Linked DNA regions of Homo sapiens: region 2 is linked to region 1. A link is an interaction called in ENCODE POLR2A ChIA-PET data of the cell type or tissue named here. Cell type or tissue: GM12878. All regions are shown on one strand. Links, peaks and the distances in the headings refer to the core of each region. The heading gives the core; the rest is flanking DNA. Region 1 overlaps PRH1-TAS2R14 (PRH1-TAS2R14 readthrough). Region 2 overlaps DUSP16 (dual specificity phosphatase 16).

Region 1 (2,918 bases), core at 111-2,610:
ATTTCAAGAAAGACTTTTCTTTTTCTCCCCTCAAACCTCTCTTTTAGACAATGAAACACATTTAATAATTGTCAGATTATTAAGATCTATTGTATTCTTCATTACAAGGCCAGATTTCATAGGTGCATAAAAAATCACCTATACATGAATCTATTTTTTAATTGAGACATTTTTTAAACCATGCATGTGGAAGAATATGATATAGCATGCATTTATGCATGCATTTTGAAAACCAGCTTGAGAATTTTACTTCCTTTTAGTTAGCAGTAGACCAAAAGAGAATGTTGCTTCTGCTCTAACAAAGAGAGTAAACTAGGTAGGCTACAAAGTCATAATTTATTTTGAGCTTGTTAGAACTGAAGTTACAAGGTGAGCAGGTAAACTGAATTTTAGCACTTTGGGAGGCTGAGGTGGGTGGATCCCGAGGTCAGGAGATCTGGGCCATCCTGGCTAACATGGTGAAACCCCGTCTCTCTACTAAAAATACAAAAAATTAGCTGGGTGTGGTGGCAGGCGCCTGTAGTCCCACCTACTCGGGAGGCTGAGGCAGGAGAATGGTGTGAACCCAGGAGGTGGAGCTTGCAGTGAGCCGAGATGGGGCCACTGCACTCCAGCCTGGGTGACAGAGCGAGACTCCATATCAAAAAAAAAAAAAAAAATTACAAGCCTTTCCAAATAGGAGACATGAATTGTTTCATCTGTGGCAGAACTCCAGAAGAGTTCTCTGGCATTTCAGTAGGTAACAAGAAAATGGCTGAAATTTTAACAAATTCTTACAAAGGTTGAGTGTAGTTTAATGTGACAGTTTAGAATACCTGGGAGCCCCAGACACAGGAGTGGTCTGTAATTGCCAGCTTTTCCCCTTGGGCTTCTACCGAATGCTTACTGGAAAGGTTGAGGACAGACAGGAAACCTAGGAAAGTTCCTTTATGGTACACGGTATAGGAGGCAGAATAATGGCTTTCCCAAAGATGTCTATGACTTAATCTTTGGAACTAGTTAATATGTTACATTATATGGCATGGAGATTTTGCAAATGTGATTATTGGTATGCACCTTGAGATGGGAGATTATCCCATATTATTTAGGTGGGTTCAGTCTAATCATATGAGCCCTTAAAAACAGATTATTTCTTAACTAGGGTTAGAGAGATGCAACACTTCTGACTTTGAAGATGAAGGAGGCCCCAAACCAAGGTCTGCAGGTAGTTTCTAGAAGCTGGGAATGGCAAGGAAATGGATTCCTTCCTAGAGCCTCCAGAAAGCAATGCAGCCTTGCTGACACCTTGATTTTAGCTTAGTAAGACAAATACCAGACTTCTGATCTGTAGAACTGTTAAGATAATTTTGTAGTATTTAAGCCACTAAATTTATGATAATTTGTTTTAGCAGCAGTGCAAATCTAAAACAAATGGGAACAAAATCTTCTTAAGTTTTAAAGTGGAGTAATAGAAACTGGAGAAGCCCATTTACACTGGACCCTGCATGAGTAAAAGGTGGTTGTTGGCCAGTGCTAGGGGACAGGCAAGAAAACTACACATGTTCTGGATCTTTATTATGCAAAATCTGCCTGCTGCTGAGTGAGGGGCAGGGAATACACTGTAACCTGGACCCTACTCTGATATTGGGCAATAGCTGATTGGCACAAGGAGTGGGGTAAGAAACCTGCCTGCACTCCTAGGTCTGTATTAATACATATTAGAAGTCTGTTGTCACAGGGGAAGTCCAGGAAACTCACTTGCTCTGGGCTGCATGCTGGCTAAACAGAAAGGATCTGCCAGTGAAGGAAGGCAGAAAACCCACCAATCCTGGACTCTGCATGAACACCAGGAAAAACCCATTTGCTGCAGGAAGGGGGCAGTTAACCTGATGATATCAAGACCCTCCACTGATACAAGACATTGATTGACTGACACTCAAGGAGGGGCAGGAAGATTGCCTGACTTGGACTCCCATGCTGACACTGGGTGAAAGCCATCTGTTGCTACTGGAGGAGGGGGAGAAAACCGGCTTTCAGCCAGGATCCTTCACTGATTTTAGGCAGTTTTTCTTGTTGTGGGAGTGGTAGGAGCATTAAAAAAGTCCCACGTCTGAGGCAAAGGTACGTAGACAGGGGCAGTTGCTAGAGAAGAACAAAGAGCTCCCATTGCCCCACCATGAACTTTTCTCTGATTAACAAGCAATGCCACTATACTGGGAGAGGGACACAAGTGTAGAAAGAGCCTTCTCTATAGTGCATGTGTGGACTCTTGAAGCTGAGCACAAACACTGAGAATCCCTTTGGCACTCCAGTCTTCCCCAAAACACAAGTTACTGGCATTCCACCACTGGAGCCATTTGAATCTAAATACAGATAAACTACAGATTGGATTGATACAATTTCACACACTTAGTAGTCTGACAGAATAAGAAGGCAGCCCATTTTTGAGGGGTAATATTTATCTCAGGATTTACTGTAAATATGTATACACACATACAAAAACCCAGGCATTGTTAAGAGAAAATAATGGCCCAGAGGTTGAAATTATCAGACAGAACCTTTAAAAATAATTATGATTAATGTGTTAAAATTCTAGTGGAAAAGATAAATAACATGCTCAGGAAATTTTAGCAGAGAGATAGAAACTATATAAGAAGCTCAAATGAAAATGCTAGAAATGAAAAGCAGTATTGGAGGTGAAAGATTCCTTTGGCAATTTATCAACAGACTGGAGATGGCAGAGGCAGAATCAGTAATATTGAAGGCAGATTACTATATATTATTCAAACAGAAAAATGAAAGAGAGGGAGAAAAGGAGAGAAGAGATGGAGGAAAAAATTGGGAAGACTGGCAATACTAATTTGTGAGGATAGGGGGCAACTAGAATCCTCATACATTACTGGTGGAGATGCAAAGTGGCAAAGCCTCTTTGGTTGAGT
Region 2 (2,918 bases), core at 314-2,813, 1.4 Mb before region 1:
CTTTTTTTTTTTTTTTTTTTTTCTCTTTTCTTTTTTTGAGATGAAGTTTCGCTCTTGTTGCCCAGGCTGGAGTGCAATGGCGTGATCTCGGCTCACCACAACCTCCACCTCCCAGGTTCAAGGGATTCTCCTGCCTCAGCCTCCTGAGTAGCTGGGATTACAGGCATGTGCCACCACGCCCGGGTAATTTTGTATTTGTAGTAGAGACGGGATTTCTCCATGGTCAGGCTAGTACCTAACTCCCAACCTGAGGTGATCCGCCCACCTCGGCCTCTGAAAGTGCTGGGATTACAGGTGTGAGCCACGGCACCCAGCCTTTCTGGGTATTTCATATAAATGGATTCATATAATATGTGGTCTTTGGTATCTAGTTTCTTTCCCTTAGCATAACGTTTTTGGGGTTCTCCCATATTGTAGCTGGTATCAGTATTAATTCCTTTTCATGGCTAAATAATATTCCATAGTAGGGATATACTGCATTTTGTTTATCTATTCATCAGTTGATTAATTTTTTTGGCTGTTTATAAATCTGCTGTGAACATTTTTATACAAGTTTTTGTGGGTCCATTTCCTTTCTTAAATTATTTTAGATTTGGGGTATATGTGCAGGTTTGTTACATGTGCATACATTTTCAGTGCTCTTGTATTTACATTTTAATCTGGATGTTATATCTCACTTTACAGAATTTTTTTCACAGTTATTTCTCTCTAGGGTTTGTGGTGGAACACATGTAGACAGAGAAATAGTTGTTAGGAAGACATAGACCTGGTAGTTTGTCACTCTGAAGTGGGCTGTCAGCTGAAAAGCTTGAAGACCATGGGTCTAGACAGACAGCTCATTCCAACTACAACTATCATAGATTGACCAACTCCTGAGAATTTATGCCATTTACCTACCTTACTGGGCCTTCCAATAAGATAGACTAATTTTAATAAGAGTTTCTTATTTTCCCTCCTTAACGCTTTGTGGGAGATACTGTTGGGTGGAAATAATGTCAGTGTAACCTTGTCAAGGCCTGTACCTCTTTTATTCTTCATGTTTGTATTTGTGTGGGGCAGGGGACTGTGTGTACCTGGGGTTGAAGGGAAGATGAATTGTCTTCCCCTCTGCCTTTCCCTCTAAAATCAGTGCCACAGTGAGAATCAGCAAGTGGCCAGGTGCGGTGGCTCACGCCCATAATCCCAGGACTTTGGGAGACTGAGGTGAGTCAATTGCTTGAGTCCAGGAGTTTGAGACCAGTCTGGGCAACATGGTGAAACTCCAGCTCTACTAAAAATAGAGAAATTAGCCAGGCGTGATGGTGTGCACATGTAGTCCCAGTTACTCGGGAGGCTGAGCTGGGGGGATCACCTGAGCCTGGGAGGTTGAGGCTGCAGTGAGCCATGATCAGCACCACTGCACTCCAGCCTGGGCAATCAGAGTGAGACTCCTGGCTCAAAAAAAAAAAAAAAAAAAAAAAAGAAAAGAAAAGAAAAGAAAAAAAAGCAACTGTCTGCCTCCTGAAGAAAGATGAATCTGTGCTAAGTGGCCTCCTGGCAGGAAGCAACCAGCCTTTAGGGACCAGCTGACAGGAAGTTGCCTCCAGAATTAGTAGAAGTTTGCTGGCTGGTGGTGTCGCCGCTCCCTCCAAACCTCTTGACCAGGGGTTATTTGTGAATACAAAGAGATTGTGTAGCACCCTAAGGAGTTGGGGTAGGAGAGCGTCCAGAATAAATACATAGGTGGGATTGACCACCTCCTCACCTCCTCCTGTTGACTTCTAGATGTCACCACTTGAAATTTTTCTCTCCCACTCTTGCTATGTGATCTCACGGAGCCTTATAGATATCTTATGAAATTGCTTTAAAATTGTATCCTCCAAAGATTCCTTGAGCAAAAAGCCTTGCACAGTATAGATGTTCAAAAACTGTTGTGTAAGTGAAGGAAGCACAAGTTAGACCCACTGTACAAGGGAAATAGCTGAATGAGCATTTTCTAACCTAGTGTTCCTTGTATTGGATGTTAATATGTTACGAAAACTCCTGACTCTGGTTAAATACCATCTTTAAAAATTTTTTTAATTTATATTTTTATATATTTTAAGACAGGGTCTCACTCTGTGGCCCAGGCTGGAGTGCAGTGGCAATCATAGCTCACTGCAACCTCTATCTCCCGGGCTCAAGCTCCCCAGTAGCCTTGCAGCAACCTCCATCTCCCAGGCTTAGCCTCACTAGTAGCTGGGACTACGGGCCCCTGTCAGCACACCTGGCTGATGTTTTTTTTTAGTTTTTTTTTTTTTTAAAGTAGAGTCGGGGTCTCAGTATGTTGCCTAGGCTAGTCTCAAACTCCTGGTCTCATTTTCTTTTTTCTTTTTATGAGACAGAGTCTCAGTCTGTCGCCCAGGCCAGGGTGCAGTGGTGCGATCTTGGCTCACTGCAACCTCCACATCCCAAGTTCAAGTGATTCTCCTGCTTCAGCCTCCCCAGCCTCCCGAGTAGCTGGGACTATGCTACCACGCCCGGCTAATTTTTTCGTATTTTTTAGTAGAGACGGGGTTTCACCATGTTGGTCAGGCTGGTCTTGAACTCCTGACCTCAAATGGTCCACCTGCCTCGGCCTCCCAAAGTGCTGGGATTGCAGGTGTGAACCACTGTGCCCAGCCTTTTTTTTTTTTTTTTTAAATAACTGCTGGCCCAACCTTGAGAAGGGTGGTGACGTCCTTTATTTAATGTAATATAGATTGGCTGGAGGCCCGAATCTTGGTTTCCATCATCATCCTAAGTGAAGTTTTACAGGATTGGATTAGAGAGGAATTCTAAAGGGCTGTATGCCCTTGTGATGGTGATTAGCCGTTAGTAATGGGAAATTCCTGGGTGGAGATATTTATTTAACGTGCATTCATAAGCCGGTGAACACTGAACTCTATCTCTCCCAAGCT

What was found. Peaks named below come from ENCODE experiments on the same cell type or tissue, not always from the same donor. Only the 100,000 strongest peaks of a DNase experiment are listed, where the experiment ranks them.
Region 2: POLR2A ChIA-PET joins it to region 1 with 7 read pairs; 2 of 35 experiments call an interaction of 5 or more read pairs at or near these places.

The regions. Positions count from the first base shown.
Region 1 is chr12:11,165,187-11,168,104 of GRCh38, reverse strand. All of the region lies in intron 1 of PRH1-TAS2R14 (PRH1-TAS2R14 readthrough), which reads left to right. All of the region lies in intron 1 of PRH1-PRR4 (PRH1-PRR4 readthrough), which reads left to right. It also overlaps a transcript of PRH1 not described here. Among named protein-coding and RNA genes, the nearest start is that of SMIM10L1, 4.5 kb to the left of the region's middle. In GM12878, for the core only: no CTCF peak of the experiment used is centred there; no DNase peak of the experiment used is centred there; H3K4me3 peaks cover 313 bases; H3K27ac peaks cover 207 bases.
Region 2 is chr12:12,539,493-12,542,410 of GRCh38, reverse strand. All of the region lies in intron 1 of DUSP16 (dual specificity phosphatase 16), which reads left to right. Among named protein-coding and RNA genes, the nearest start is that of DUSP16, 22 kb to the left of the region's middle. RefSeq lists a silencer at 1,381-1,430. In GM12878, for the core only: no CTCF peak of the experiment used is centred there; no DNase peak of the experiment used is centred there; H3K27ac peaks cover 1,105 bases.